2 separate regions of the Homo sapiens genome follow, and region 1 is linked to region 2. Evidence: chromatin loops called from intact Hi-C (ENCODE). Cell type or tissue: ovary. All regions are shown on one strand. Links, peaks and the distances in the headings refer to the core of each region. The heading gives the core; the rest is flanking DNA.

Region 1 (8,421 bases), core at 2,875-7,874, 240 kb after region 2:
GGTGAAACTAGCCTGAAATAAGTACTGAGATCATGCTTGGAGGTCCCGCTGGCCCGTGGGGAGGGGTGGCGGTGGCGGTGGTGCGGGGTGAAGGGAGGGTCGGTCCTGCTTTGCTGAGGACGGAGCGGCCTGGGAAAGAACGGCCTGTCTTCAGGGCTCATCCTCGCCTCGCTCTGTCTGCCCCTGAGGGTCTGTCCGCCACAACACGAACCCTGTGGATGTTCCAGGGAGGTATCTGGTAGTCTGACCTCAGTGACAAAGAAGGGACCTTACAACCCAGGCAGATGAGCAGCGTTAAGTCCCAAACCCAAGTGAGGGCTCCAGCGATTGCCCCACGTGTCCCCCAGGGAGCGCCCTGGTGTTTTTCCTTCGCTTCCTAAAGGGATTCTAAAAAGAACATGCAACCTTGATTTGTCAGGAAGCAATAAAAATGCATGCAGAGAGCTGACTGGAGCCCGGATTGTACATGCCTCCTTCTTGCCTCAGAAACACAGAGGAATGAATGAATTAAAGACACAACACTCAGCCCTAGGCTTCAGGATTGGATGGGTGAACATTTTGGGGTAGTCTTTTCTAGAGATGTGCCATCAAGGTAGGAAGAGTGTCAAATGAAATCTCACTTTATAATCACAACAGCCCCATAGACTGTTGTGGCAAGTGGAAGAGAGGTGTAGCCAGGTAATTGAGTTCAAGGCAGCATGGTAGAAACATGATTTTTTTTCCCCAAAGTCAAGCCCTTTTTTTCCATTAGGTAGAAGCTCCCTTCAGTTATTTCTGCTAGGTTTCATAGTTTTGCAGTCACTTCTGGTGCTTCGAAGAGTCATTTGGGGTTTATCAGATTCAGCTCTGGTTCATGTTAAAACTTTAATCATTTGATTCCAAGCTTTTCTTTTCCTCTACTCTGCTCATGGGAGATGGGAGCTGAGACTAGTGGGTGGAATAAAGGTGGTGATGGGCTGCTGTCACACACCTGTCCTCTTCCTCCATCTCTCCCACCTCATTTGGAGCAGTGAGAGATAAGGGAAAAAACCATGTCTACATCTTTGACTACATATGATGGCTCTGCCTGGGGTACCACAACTGCCATCCCTGCTCATTGCCCAAGGGCATCAAGTGGATGGATGGTGACACCTTCATGTCCTACAAGGGGCTCATATCTGAGGAGAGACCCTGGCAAAGGTGGGTTTTGGAGGGACCCAGCTGTGCTTTCAGGCGGCCATGCAGTGGGTGGCCTCACATGCACACCTGTGGGGCCTGTGCTGCTTTGTGCCTGGAGCTTCTAGCTCAGTTTCCCACCACAGTCTACCTTCAGGTCTGCAGGTGCGCTGGGGCTCCATTTCCCTACTTTCTTAGGAATCAGAACCTCTGGTGGCATGTGCCCAACTTTGAGGGGAGCATGCATTCATGGCCCACTCCATTGGGCAGGGCCTCACCACACCACCTCTTCTCAAGTCTACTTTTCTCTAGTTCAGGGACTCAGGGACAGACAGTACAGTGAATCTACCAGCTAATCAGGTGCACAGCAGGAATCAAAATCCAGTCCCACTTTATTGATGGCACTCAAAGTTTTGGAATAATTCTCTTGGGGATCTCCCCTCACCCCGGTAGAGTGAGGAAGAAATAAGCTGTTTTCATGAACCAAACACAAAGGCCCAAAGACGACCCGTGAGCTCTCCTCATATGTGGAGTGGTTGTTCATTGGGGTGGGGGTGTGGGTGGGGCCAGTTCCTAGGGAACATCCCTCTCAGTGGGCTTGTGGCTGGTGCTCAGCATGTTCTGTCTTCAGCCTCAGCCTCTGCTGAAGATCTTGAACAAGAGGAAAGATACTGTGTGGCATCTGACACCATATTTTCTAAAAGAACTTCTGGAAACCAAAGAAAAAAGACAATAGAAAAATGGACAAACAATATAAACAGGAAATTCAAAGCCAGAGGACACCAAATAATCAAGACCCATAGGAGAGCCCAATCTCACTAATAATAAGGGACATGTCATTACACAATAGTTACTGCTTTATATCTTGCAGATTAGCAAAGTTTAAAGGGCCTGGCAATGTTGGTGAGGTCATGGGGCAGTAGGGATGCTTCTCTGTTGAACTTACTGCTCACTGGTAGAATCACTGTGGAGAGAGCATTTAGCCATAATGCTCATAGCTGTTCTAGGCACATAGCCTAAAGAAGCTCTCATTCATGCAAATAAGGGCATGTGCATACGAATATTTATTGATGTGTTATTTGTAACTGTGGAATTTTGGAAGCAGACTAAATATGTCTGTGGATAAGAGTACAGAGAAGCTGTGTACATCCCCCAAATCCACTATTATCTGCAGTTTAAAAAGAATGAACTTCAGATACATGTATGAACATGGGTAAACTTCAAGCCATGTTGATAAAAAGTTTCAGAATAATATGCACAATATTTATATTAGTTATATATAGCAAAATATAACATACAAAACAGATTCTAAGATTGTCTCACAAGGTTACTTGTGAGTTTATCATAGTCTTATTCACTTCCAGCTTTAATGTAGGATGCTTTTGTTACCTTATTCTGGGCTCAAGCTTTTGGGAACAGCTTATATCTGAAACACCAAAGGCCATTGATTCTATGTCCCAAATAAAAGCCTGCTATTGGCTTGAATGACAATAACAGACTTTTATTATTGACAACAATAATAAAATTGATGCCTATTGCTTGATACTGTGTCTCAGTTAGACCTGGCTTTCTATATAGGCAGTTACCTACCCAGTAACATTTTAGAGATGCTGAAAAGCTGTGTTGCTCTAAAACATCTCTGGGGGAGACCAGTCTACTACTACATACATTTCTAGAATTAAAATTTTAAAATAGTTAATGTATGCAATCAGCAAGAGTATTTTATTAATGTCTCCAACAGCTTCATTCACACACTTGCAAGGGTACATTTATTTGATTGCATTTCAATTTGATGGCTGAGATAGAAAGGAGACAAAATGGAAGCTTTGTTATAGGAAAGGAGTACAGAATTGACATTTAGTGTGGGCTGCTGTGGGAAGAAGGCATAAGTGGGCACCACTCTGGGGATGACGTTACAATGTTCTTTGGACAAAAGGACAAGGAAGGACAACTTTGAATGAATGCAGGTGTTTTGTCTAAACATATAAACAAGTCACAGCAAACTACACTCGGCATCATGAAATGGTGCTGCTGACCACTATAGGGATTCATGTTTTGTTGAGCATTTAGTATGTGCCAGGCAGTGGCTGCACAAGCCTTTACAAGAACCTTCTGAGGTATATATTGCACATTCCTATATATCAGGCTTTAGAGAGTTTTGATCGCTTTCCCTAGTACTCCATAGTATTTGAACCCAGGGCTGGCTGACTCCAAAATTCAATAAGCCATAGTGCCCCTAAGTGACAGTTTCCCTCCTACTCTATAGTTTATTCCCGGAGAATGTGTAAGTTTGTAATAGACTACACTTTGGGTATGAGCAGTACATTTTCTCACCCTTCCTTTGATTCCACTAGGAAGCTTCCTGTGTGCATTTGGCTCCTGTGAGTCCATGCCCAGGCTTGGTCAACCCTAACATGGTACAGCTTGCACAGTTTGTAGGCAGCTTTGCAACACAGGATAGATGAACCTAAATCCTCGGAGATTCTTTTCAGCTGGATTAGGTGGGAAAAATTGTCTCTCTCTTGCTCCCTCTCCTACTCTGTCTCTGAAATGTGGGTATAGCTTTGCTGGTAGCAGTCTTTCCTTCCACAAGGATAGATTTTGTTAGCGTCAAGAATGAATCATGTCAAAAGTGAAGAGTCAAGAGATAAGCAGAATCAGAGAAGGAAAGAGAGACCAAGAGAGATCTGTGACATTGTTTGAGTCCCTGGATCCTGTCATGCCTGAATTCCTTGGAACTCTGAAGTTTAGGAGTTAACTATTTCTCATTTCTGCTTAAATTTGGTTTCTGTTTCTCACAATGGAAATAATCCTAACAAATACAAGCCTCAATATGTTAGTCTTTTCCTGCAGACTTCTTTCTGATTGATATCACTGTAGCAATGTGAATTTTTCTATGAAATCATGTAAGTTTCTCTCCTTGGAAAAGAGATTAAAAAGCCATACTAGGTTTGGGGTTCCTATCATAAGTGTGTTTGGGTATAAATTATACAATGGCTCAAAAGTAACATAAAAAATTTATTTTTGGGGGCAGTGCACACTTAAGGCATGAAATCCGGCGCCTCAGTCCACTGCTGGGATGCCACTGGTGGCCATCATCTCCTCCCAGGCTCCACATCTGAGCCTTGTACAGAGCGATGTCATTGCAGACCCTGCAGTGGTTCAGCCTGCAATCTGGGCATTCTGGGTTGAGGGGGGGGCACTGAGTCCCATGCACTTTCCTGGTTTTCGGTCTGTGTCTGGGTCCCTCTTCCTTGGTCCCTGGGCAGCGTGGTGAATGAGATTCCGAAACCTGGCGTCTCCAGGCTCCTCCAGGTTACCATGCCAAGACATGGGCTTCCTGGTGATCTGTGGACCTCGTGGAGGGGTTCACGTGATACCGCGCATAGACGTTCTGGGCTGGTAGCCCTTTGAGGTACAGCTCCTGCAAGATCTGGTTCTGACGGACCTCATCCTGGATCACCTTCTCCCTGGGGTGTCCCGCCATGGCCTTGGCATTGCTCCATCGGGTTCGATGCGCTCTCTGCTCCCTTGTGCCTCTCTCCCTGGCCCCGGGCTTCTGCCTTCTCCAGGCAACGGTGTCCCACACGGTCTCCAGGCTACAGCACTCCCACAGCCCCAGCTCCTGGCGACCCAGCCCTTACCCCAACCGCCCGTGGACACCTCCAGGAAAGGGCTTCCTGTCACGGGACAGACCCGGAGGTCATGGGCATGTGGTTAGGCCTCACCTTGGCCAGTCGTTTCTCTCCCAGCGAGCAGAGGCGCTGCTTCCTCGTGCTCTCCCTTCTCTGTCTCGGGCCTGCAGTTTGCTCCGTGGTTCCAGACCAAGGCCCACGGGGAAGCCATTGCCAAATGCAGAGGCTGGCGCGGCTGGCTGAGCAGGCAGCGGAGGCCGAGGGTGGGTGTCCGTGGTCCTGCGTCCCCGTGTCCACAGCCAGGCCGCGGGGACCCTAGGGTCCGCTCCTTCGCTGCCCGAGCACGGTGCCTGCAGGGGCCCCTCCGTGGGGTCGTGGATCGTCAGGGCCGCGTGGGTGGCTGGGCGGGGGCGGGCTGTAGGCAGCTTCTAAAAGCAGGGGCTGGGCGGGGGCGTGGGGGGATAGGGAGGGACGTAGTGGAAGTTGGGGCCCCAACGGACATGAGGGCGGCAGATGCAGATCTTATGAAGATTCAGGCAGGAAGAGCTCGGCAGGGCGATGCCCAAGACGGGGTAGTGGACGGGGACGAATTGGTTCAGAGACGGGTAGCAGATGGGGCAGAAGGACGAGTAGGTGGGCTGGAACAGGAGCGTAGTCTGCGGGTCCAGAAACGGGGGACGGATGGGAGGAAAGAAGAGCCGACTGCCAGGGAGCTGCGGGGTGGCGCCGAGCGGGCGCCGGGGTTGGGAGGCGGAGAGGCGGGGCAGCTTTCGAGTCATTTTCAGCGAGTGCAAAGCTCCCTCGTCGGAACGGTCGGAGTGCGCGGCGAGCGCGGGGCCTGCGCGGCTTTTATCTCCTCAGGGCGTTCCAGGGCGGAACGTGCTTTGTGACCTGCGCCCCCCGTGAAGCCGGGAGCCCCTCGCGAGTTGGCACAGGGCCCCGTCTCAGGGTTTAGGAGCGAACGGGGAAATGGAAGACAAAGGAAATGGGGGGACATAGCAACCCCTATTCTTGTACCCTGTAGTTTTGCCCTCAGTAGGCAAAGGCTGATCAGAGGGCTAGGATACAGTTAGAGGCCGGGGGCCTGGGGGAGCGGCTCTGAGCAGGATCTGGGAAAAGGGGACGAAGTCAGTGCCCCAGGCACCTTCCCTTAAGACAGCGCAGCGTTCAAAGCCCTTCAGTCCTTCACATCACTGCGGGAACATGCGCAATTAGACATGCTAGGTCCATTTTACCCATGGGACAGGAAGGACCAGAGAGGGAACTTCCATAGGCTGGCGGTGGTGACAAAGCAGGTGGGGCTAGAACTTGGGTCAGGAGAGGGCAGGTAGGAGGGAAGGCAAAATGCCCCAAGCGCGCACCAGCGCCTTGCCTCTCCTGCATGTCTGGACGGGGTCCTGCAGGGGGCGCGTCAGAGCAGACCTGGGCGTTTCCTAGCTTACCCTTGGTCCCCGTATTCCTTGGTTTGAAGCTTTACTCTTTAAAATACTTTTTTTAAATCTTTAAATATTTATTTTATTTCATTTTAGATTCCTGGGTACATGTGCATGTTTGTTACATGGATATATTGCATAATGGTGAGGATTTGGCTTCTAGGGTACCCATCACCAAAATATGAACATTGTACCCAATAGGTATTTTTTATCCCTCACTACCATCCCACCCTCCTCCATTTTGAAGTCCCCAATGTCTGTTACTTCCATCTTTATGTTCATATGTACTCATTGTTTAGCTCTCACTTTTAAGTGAGAACATGCAGTATTGTACTTTCTGTTTCTGAGTTATTTTACTTAGTATGATGGCCTCCAGCTCCATGATGTTGATTCAACGGACATGATTTCATTCTTTTTTATGGCTATATAGTATTCCTTACCATATTTTCTTTATCCAATCAACTGTGGCTGGACATTTAGGTTGGTTCCATGATTTTGCTATTGTGAATAGTGCTGCAATAAACATCTGAGTACAAGTGTCTTTTTTAATGTAATGATTTCATTTCCTTTGGGTAGATTCCCAATAGTAGGATTGCTGGGTCAAATGGTAGTTCTCTTTTTAGTTAATTGAGAAATCTCCACACTGTTTTCCATAGAAGTTGAACTAATTTACATCCCCACCAGCAGTGTATAAGCGTTCCTTTTTCTCTGTGTCCTTGCGTTGTTTTTTTGACTTTTTATTAACAGCCATTCTGACTGGTGCAAGATGATATCATTGTGGTTTTAATTGGCATATCTCTGATGATGAGTGATGTTTCATGTGTTTGTTGGCCGAGAAACAACTTTTAATGTATCTACTTGGCATAACCTAGCCAGACAAATGCTTTCTATAGTTATGAAAGCGGAATTAAATTTGAACCAATAAATGTCATAATCCTCTACTACTCCATCACTTCTCCCCACTCCTAGACACATAAGCTTTAGGAATAAGTGAAAGAGTGAGGGCTGATCCCTAATGAGGCAGTGTGGAGCAGATGGGCTATCAGTGGGTCTCTTCAGGCTATTGGCTGGTGCTAGAGAGGAAGGGCACACCCAGGAAGGGACTGGGGCTGTCACTGGTACACTTGGGTTGTTCTGATGGTGCTTCAAAACACAAGAACAAGCCAAGCAACCACACAAATGGGGGCTAAGCACAGCCATGCTTTGGGTTAAGCGGGCATATTGTCATCAAAGACCTCTCCACCTTTCTCTGTCCTGAAGAAGTTTGCCCAGATTGTGAGCACAGCCCGTCCTGGTTCCATCTGGGGAGTTTGGGATGCTTAGAAAATTTCCTTTTCATACCTGACATGCCCAAATAAAGAGAGATCTCTTTCTTTTTCTCTTTTTAAAAGGCCTGATTTAAAGACTGCTTAAATCAACATAGATGAATTAGATAAGTCATTATGCAACAATGCCTTTTCCATAATGACTCAATTTCTGAACATGGTGTGACTTGGTGGGTTGCGTTTTGCTCTGGTTGTTCTAAGGAGGGGAGCTTAGGGCAATGACCTGGGACAGCTCTAAGATTTTGCCTTTTCTTTTAGCTGGAACCATGTGCTAGAACTATCAGAGTATGACCAAGTTTTCCTTTTTTGCTTGGTTTGACATTGCTGCCTAAGATAAGACATACAGTACAGGCTGCAGAAACACACAAAAATTCTGCTGATAATACACACTTGTTTCTATGGCCAGGAAGCCCTGATTTGCTCACCTCCTCACCACCATGACCAGGTGTGAATTCACAGGTAAAAGGGCAAGTTTGTTTACTCCTAGTTGCTCTTGAATAGAGAGTTGACTTTTTCACCCCCTTGGCTTGTAACTGCTGAGTTCACTAATAAACCCTTCCTTTTAAAAGGGGGGAAAATAAAACTAATGAGAAAATATCATAGGAGATAAAGAAGAATCATAAGAACCCATTGTGGAAGTTCAAAAAGAAACCGTTGAAGGTCTAAAAGCTCAGAAAAATATTTAGATCACTGATGCTATAATAGATTTAAGTAAAACAGACAGGGGCCACAAAGGGTAACATTCTAGAATATTTTGAACAATAAAATTTAGTGTAAGCCACTTGAGGGCACCCTTTCTGCTCTGCATATCTCAATAGAGGCTCTACTTATAAACGTTTTTTAAAATCTCTGGGCTTTAAATTTCTTTATGCC
Region 2 (5,000 bases), core at 1-5,000:
GTCTATGTCTGTGTCTTTGTCCCCTGTCTGTGTCCCATGTCTGTGTCTGTGTCTGGCTGTGGCTGTGGCTGTGTCTGTGTCGGTGTCTGTGTCGGTGTCTAGGCCTATGTCTATGTCTGTGTCTTTGTCCCCTGTCTGTGTCCCATGTCGGTGTCTGTGTCTGTGTCTAGGTCTATGTCTACGTGTATATCTCTCTGTGTCTGTGTCTGTGGCTGTGCTGTGTCTGTGTCTGTGTCTGTGTCTGTGTCTGTGTCTGTGGCTGTGTCTGTGGCTGTGTCTGTGGTTGTGTTTGTGTCTGTGTCTGTGTCTCTGTCTGTGTCTATGTGTATGTCTAGGTCTAGGTCTAGGTCTGTGTCTGTGTCTGTGTCTAGGTCTAGGTCTTGGTCTCGGTCTGGGTCTATGTCTATGTCTATGTCTATGTCTATGTCTATGTCTATGTCTATGTCTATGTCTATGTGCCTGTGTGTAAATAGAAAGAGAAGAAGAGGGAGAGTGAGAATAAAGCGAATGCAGCAAAATGTTAACAATGGCGAATCTACTGAAATATATACTTGCATTTGTCATACTATGCTTTCAACTTTTCAGTCTTTTTGTAATTTTTAAAAATTAAATGAAAAGGTGGAGTAAGCACTTACATCCTTTTAGGCTATATGTACTGTCTATGACCAGAAGCTGCAGACACCTGGGAATCAAAGGCAGGTAACGGTTACCTGGGCCTCAGTGCGTGCTCTACCACCTGTCCAACTCAGGGCTGTGCATCAGCTCTTTCTACCTTCCAGCATTCTTTTTCCTTCCTTTCACACTTCACACATTTTTGTCTTTTTCTTATGCCTGGTCCTGTTTTTCATCATATGCCTCTGTTTTCTTATGTTGAATGTGGTGAAACATGGTTATTTGACAAAAAAAAAAAAAAAAAAGATAGAATTCTAACTCAAATACTTGGAAGGAGCTGCCCTTGAAATTTCTTTCTTCCAGTAAGAAGGTCAACTCAGATTCCAGCAGAAATGTCAAGTTGTCTGTGATTTAAAAACTCATTTAAAGAAAGTAGGCCAGGAGAATAGTGTTTTGCTGCAAACTTCTGCAAAACTAATTTGTTTTCCCCTCTGGGCCTGCCAAAGATTTACTGTTTCCCACGCTACAGCAATTTTGGTTCCAACCTTTTTCTGAGGTTTTGATTATTGAAAACTGTCACTACTATGTGTTTGTGGTTTACTTGTCTGCAGCCACATCCTAGAGAAGTCACAGTAAAGCAGCTCTTTTGCTCAAGTCCAGGGAGAGAAACCAAGACAATTCCCTTGGCTGGAGATGGTGGTGGGGGTAGATGAGGCTAGCAGTTACTGGAGGAGGACAGCATTTTAGGATTCGTTCTACTGGAACAGGATCCTTGTTGAAACACTTCTTCTCACCCATCCAGCCATATCATTTGAAGAAGAGAGTTAACTTGAAACTCACTTTACCTGTAGAAAGAAGAGACTTGATTAGATTTCTCAAAGACTCTTCAGCTCCATAGCTCTGTGAAGCGTTAGCTACTGACTGATCCTGAATGGCACAGCCTGGATTTCTGGTGTCAAAGTAATTTTAAACATGGTTACAAACCTTCCCATAATTCCCGTAAGCCTGACCCTGAGAGAATGTGAGCATGGTGGGGCCCTTTCATTTGAGGGGAGGCTGCACGTCAGCTCCTGACTTTGAGTCAAAGTGACTTTTAGAGTCAACCAGCAGAAACTGTTTACCTGAAATAGTTGAGTATCAGAAAGAAGACTGTGAGAACACAATGCCTGACAGTACCTGGCAGGGCTCCTTCCCCTGGGATCTTTTTATAAACTCTGGAAAAACAATATATTGGGAATAGGCTTGGCTGTGCGTGACAGAAAGCCTGGACACATAAAAAAGGTAGTCCAGGGTGGTGGGCGGCTTCACGAAGCCACCAAGGACTCAGGTTCCCCTCTTACTGCCCTATTGCATTCAGTGAGTGGTCTGTACCTTGTAGTTCATGGTAGTGGCCACAATCCAGCCACCACATCCACACTGAGCAGCAGGAAGGAAGATTAGTGGAGACCTCCCAGGGGGATCACATGACACTTCCACTTACATCTCATTGATCCACATTTTGTCACATGGCCACTCCTTGTTGCAAGGGATATGATGGGAAATGTCTGTGTATAGAGGGCCATGTGCCCAGGTAAGATTCGGGGGTTCTATTATTGGGAAAGCAGGGAGGACAGATATTGGGAGAAGAAACTAGCAGCATCTGTCATAGAAGGTGTATTTTCAAAGAGCAAGGGCTTTGGAATCACCAGTGCTGGGTTTAAATTTCAACATCTGCTTACTAGCTGTAAGATCTCGGCCAGGCCTTTTAACCCCTTTAAACTCTTATAATACATCCTCTGTAAAATCAGCATGATACTCAGTTTGTGGGGATAAAATGCAAGAATGAATGTTCAATATTTGGCACAATAGCTATTGTTATACACTAGTCCCTAAAACACCAGCTTTGACTTCATTTACTTATCCTGATATATGGTATTGGTTAGCTACAGTGTATTTAAATTCCTACTTCTTTCATGTTCTAATGGTGCACTAATGAGTCTGGCTTGGACCAGTATAGTTGGGGATGTGATAAGCTAATGCGTGTCCAAGGAGGACACAGCAGCTTGGTGGATGTTTATGTGACCTTCATCTGGCAAACCTGACAGTATGGTTAGGGGTAAAGTCACAGGAACTATTTGTGCTTCAGAAACTCGTGAAGAATAGTATTGTGTAGAAACAGAGTTTAAGGGAGAAAGCTCCAGGCTAGATACATAGCTAAGGGGAATATCTCAGGTCACCAGAAGGGGGAGCTCAGACTGTAACTCTGAGTCCTTGGACTCAGGGTTCCCCACTCACGAGGGAGGGTTTCTGGAGTGCGAGGGTCGGTTCCTCAATGCCGCAATGCCGCCCTGGATTTACTGCAAGTCATTCCCAGAGATATCTGTGCAAGGAGCAGGGAACAACTCAAGGTAAAAGTGGCTGGGAATTTTTCCCCTGGATTCATTCACAACTCCTGCCGTGGGCAGGCTTTTAGTCATAAGTATTCCCCGGTATGTTCTAGTGTGTGGGCCATGAGGGCTGTGAGCAAGACCAGGGCTCTGCCCCAAGGTTGTCACCATCCTTGCGGAGCCAGAAGAGTCAGGCATGGCAGCTGGCACGACTGCTCCCACTTCCGGCCCTGCCGATGGCCGGGTGGGGCATTGACTTGCTGTGTCGGATGGAATGTGAGCAGACAAGAGTGAGTTAGTTCCCAGTGTGGCCTCGTGTGTGCTTTTGGCCGCATCGTTTCCAGTTTCGCCATCCCCAAAGAGGATCATCTCCCAGGAAGCTTACTGGTCCAAGGAGGATGAGACACCCATGGAGCAGACTTGGACCCCATCTGCCGCTCAGAGCCAGGCCTAACCCTGCCAAGTTTAGGTTAACCAACTTCCATCTTGCCCACAGACTTGTGAGCAAGAGTGAACGACCGTTGTTTCACACCATTCAGTTCTGGGGTCGTTGGTTTGTTAAGCAGCATCGTTGTGGCCGTGGTTAGCAGACACAGGGAACACTTGTGATAGTGTGAGAAGGTCATCAGGGAGACGAGGAGGGCATCTGACACTCCAGTCTTTGGGGGGCATGGGGGAGGACTGCTTCATAAACTTGTACAAGCTATTTCTGTTTTGGATTTCTTGTTGCTTTTCTCCCTGGGATGCTGTAGACCAGAGTGTTAGCAGGACACCAAATCTCTTGGCGCATGTCAGAGTTGTATGTAAAACAGGAGTTAATCCGTAGGGGATATAGGGAAAACTCTCTGACAAGTGAAATATGAGGACTCTTGGGCTTTGAGTGATCCATTAACTCACTCATTCATTCATTCAAAAAATGAGAGTTAGGGACAGAACTGTGAATAAGATAAAGCAGGGTTCTGTCAACCAAAAAGTATCTGACAGTCTTAATAATTTAGAAGCTTATTTTGCCAAGATTAAGGACAATGCCCAGGAGAAAAAACATGGAATCACAGAAAAAGCAGTCTGTGGTCTGTGCCTTTCTCCAAAGATGATTTTGAGGGCTTCAATATGTAAAGTTTTTCCCCTATTGAAAAGCAGGCTGGAGGGCAGAGAGGGAGGGTGCAGTCATTACTGAATCCATGTGTTGCAAGGGAAAAGAAATAGGTAGGGAATAGTCAATTATATTCCTCTTATACTCAGTAAATCTGCTCTTCACATATGATAAGGTAAACATAGAGTGGCTACCTGTGGAGAATTTTTAAAATCTTTTATCTGTACGCTCTCTGCTTAGGAACAAAAGGAAAGGCAGCTTCTTGCAGGACTCAGACTTCAGCTTATTTTTTTCCTTTTGGCAGAGTGAATTGGGGGTCCCAAGTTTTTATTTTCCTTTCACAGTCCTTCCATCAGTGGAGCCTGAATTCTGGAGAGGGGAGACAAGGCTGATGATGAATGCCACAGAGAATGACAGGGAAGGGAAGGAAAACATGGAGTATTGGGATTAAAGGTGGTGCAATTTTAGATAGGGAGGTGAGGGAGACCTCACGAAGAAAGTGAAGTCCGAGCAGAAAGGGCACTGGCAGTGGCCTTAGCTGAGGAAGCAGCATCTCTGGCCAAGGCGCAGGAATGGCTAAGGGAGGTCTCTGCAGAGACAGCAGCTTATGGGGCAGAGCCCCTCTGCCAAGCACGCCTCTAGGTGCTACAAGGATTCGACTTTAGATATGTTCAGTGAATATAGCTGCAGAGAAACAAATCCAAAAATTTTGAGTTTTGTTCTTAAACAGAGTAGGCCAAAAGGTTCCCATTATCCAGTGAAGCTTCCAGACCCTGCCCCTACCCCGTCTTCAAGGGATTCTCTCTGCAGGGTTCTTGGTTCCTGGTGACACCTCTGTTTCCTCCCCTAGGCCACGTGCTGCTGGGTCTCAGTCCTCCACTTCCCGTGTCCTCTGGAAGTTGTCAGGAGCAATGTTGCGCTTGTACGTG

What was found. A loop is a pair of places that touch in the nucleus more often than their neighbours do. Peaks named below come from ENCODE experiments on the same cell type or tissue, not always from the same donor. Only the 100,000 strongest peaks of a DNase experiment are listed, where the experiment ranks them.
Region 1: a loop joins it to region 2, with 5 times the contacts of the local background. A loop is called at or near these places in 24 of 110 quality-filtered maps.

What each region holds. Positions count from the first base shown.
Region 1 is chr2:102,245,614-102,254,034 of GRCh38, forward strand. It overlaps the pseudogene CFAP144P2. Among named protein-coding and RNA genes, the nearest start is that of IL1RL1, 62 kb to the right of the region's middle. RefSeq lists an enhancer at 5,050-5,643. In ovary, for the core only: a CTCF peak has its summit at 6,238 (motif pointing right); DNase peaks (open chromatin) are centred at 4,753, 5,608 and 6,168; H3K4me3 peaks cover 1,122 bases.
Region 2 is chr2:102,003,594-102,008,593 of GRCh38, forward strand. It overlaps IL1R2 (interleukin 1 receptor type 2), which reads left to right. Exons shown (of 9, transcript NM_004633.4): 2 at 4,922-5,000. The coding sequence starts at 4,983. Among named protein-coding and RNA genes, the nearest start is that of IL1R2, 14 kb to the left of the region's middle. In ovary, for the core only: a CTCF peak has its summit at 2,809 (motif pointing right); no DNase peak of the experiment used is centred there; H3K27ac peaks cover 1,903 bases.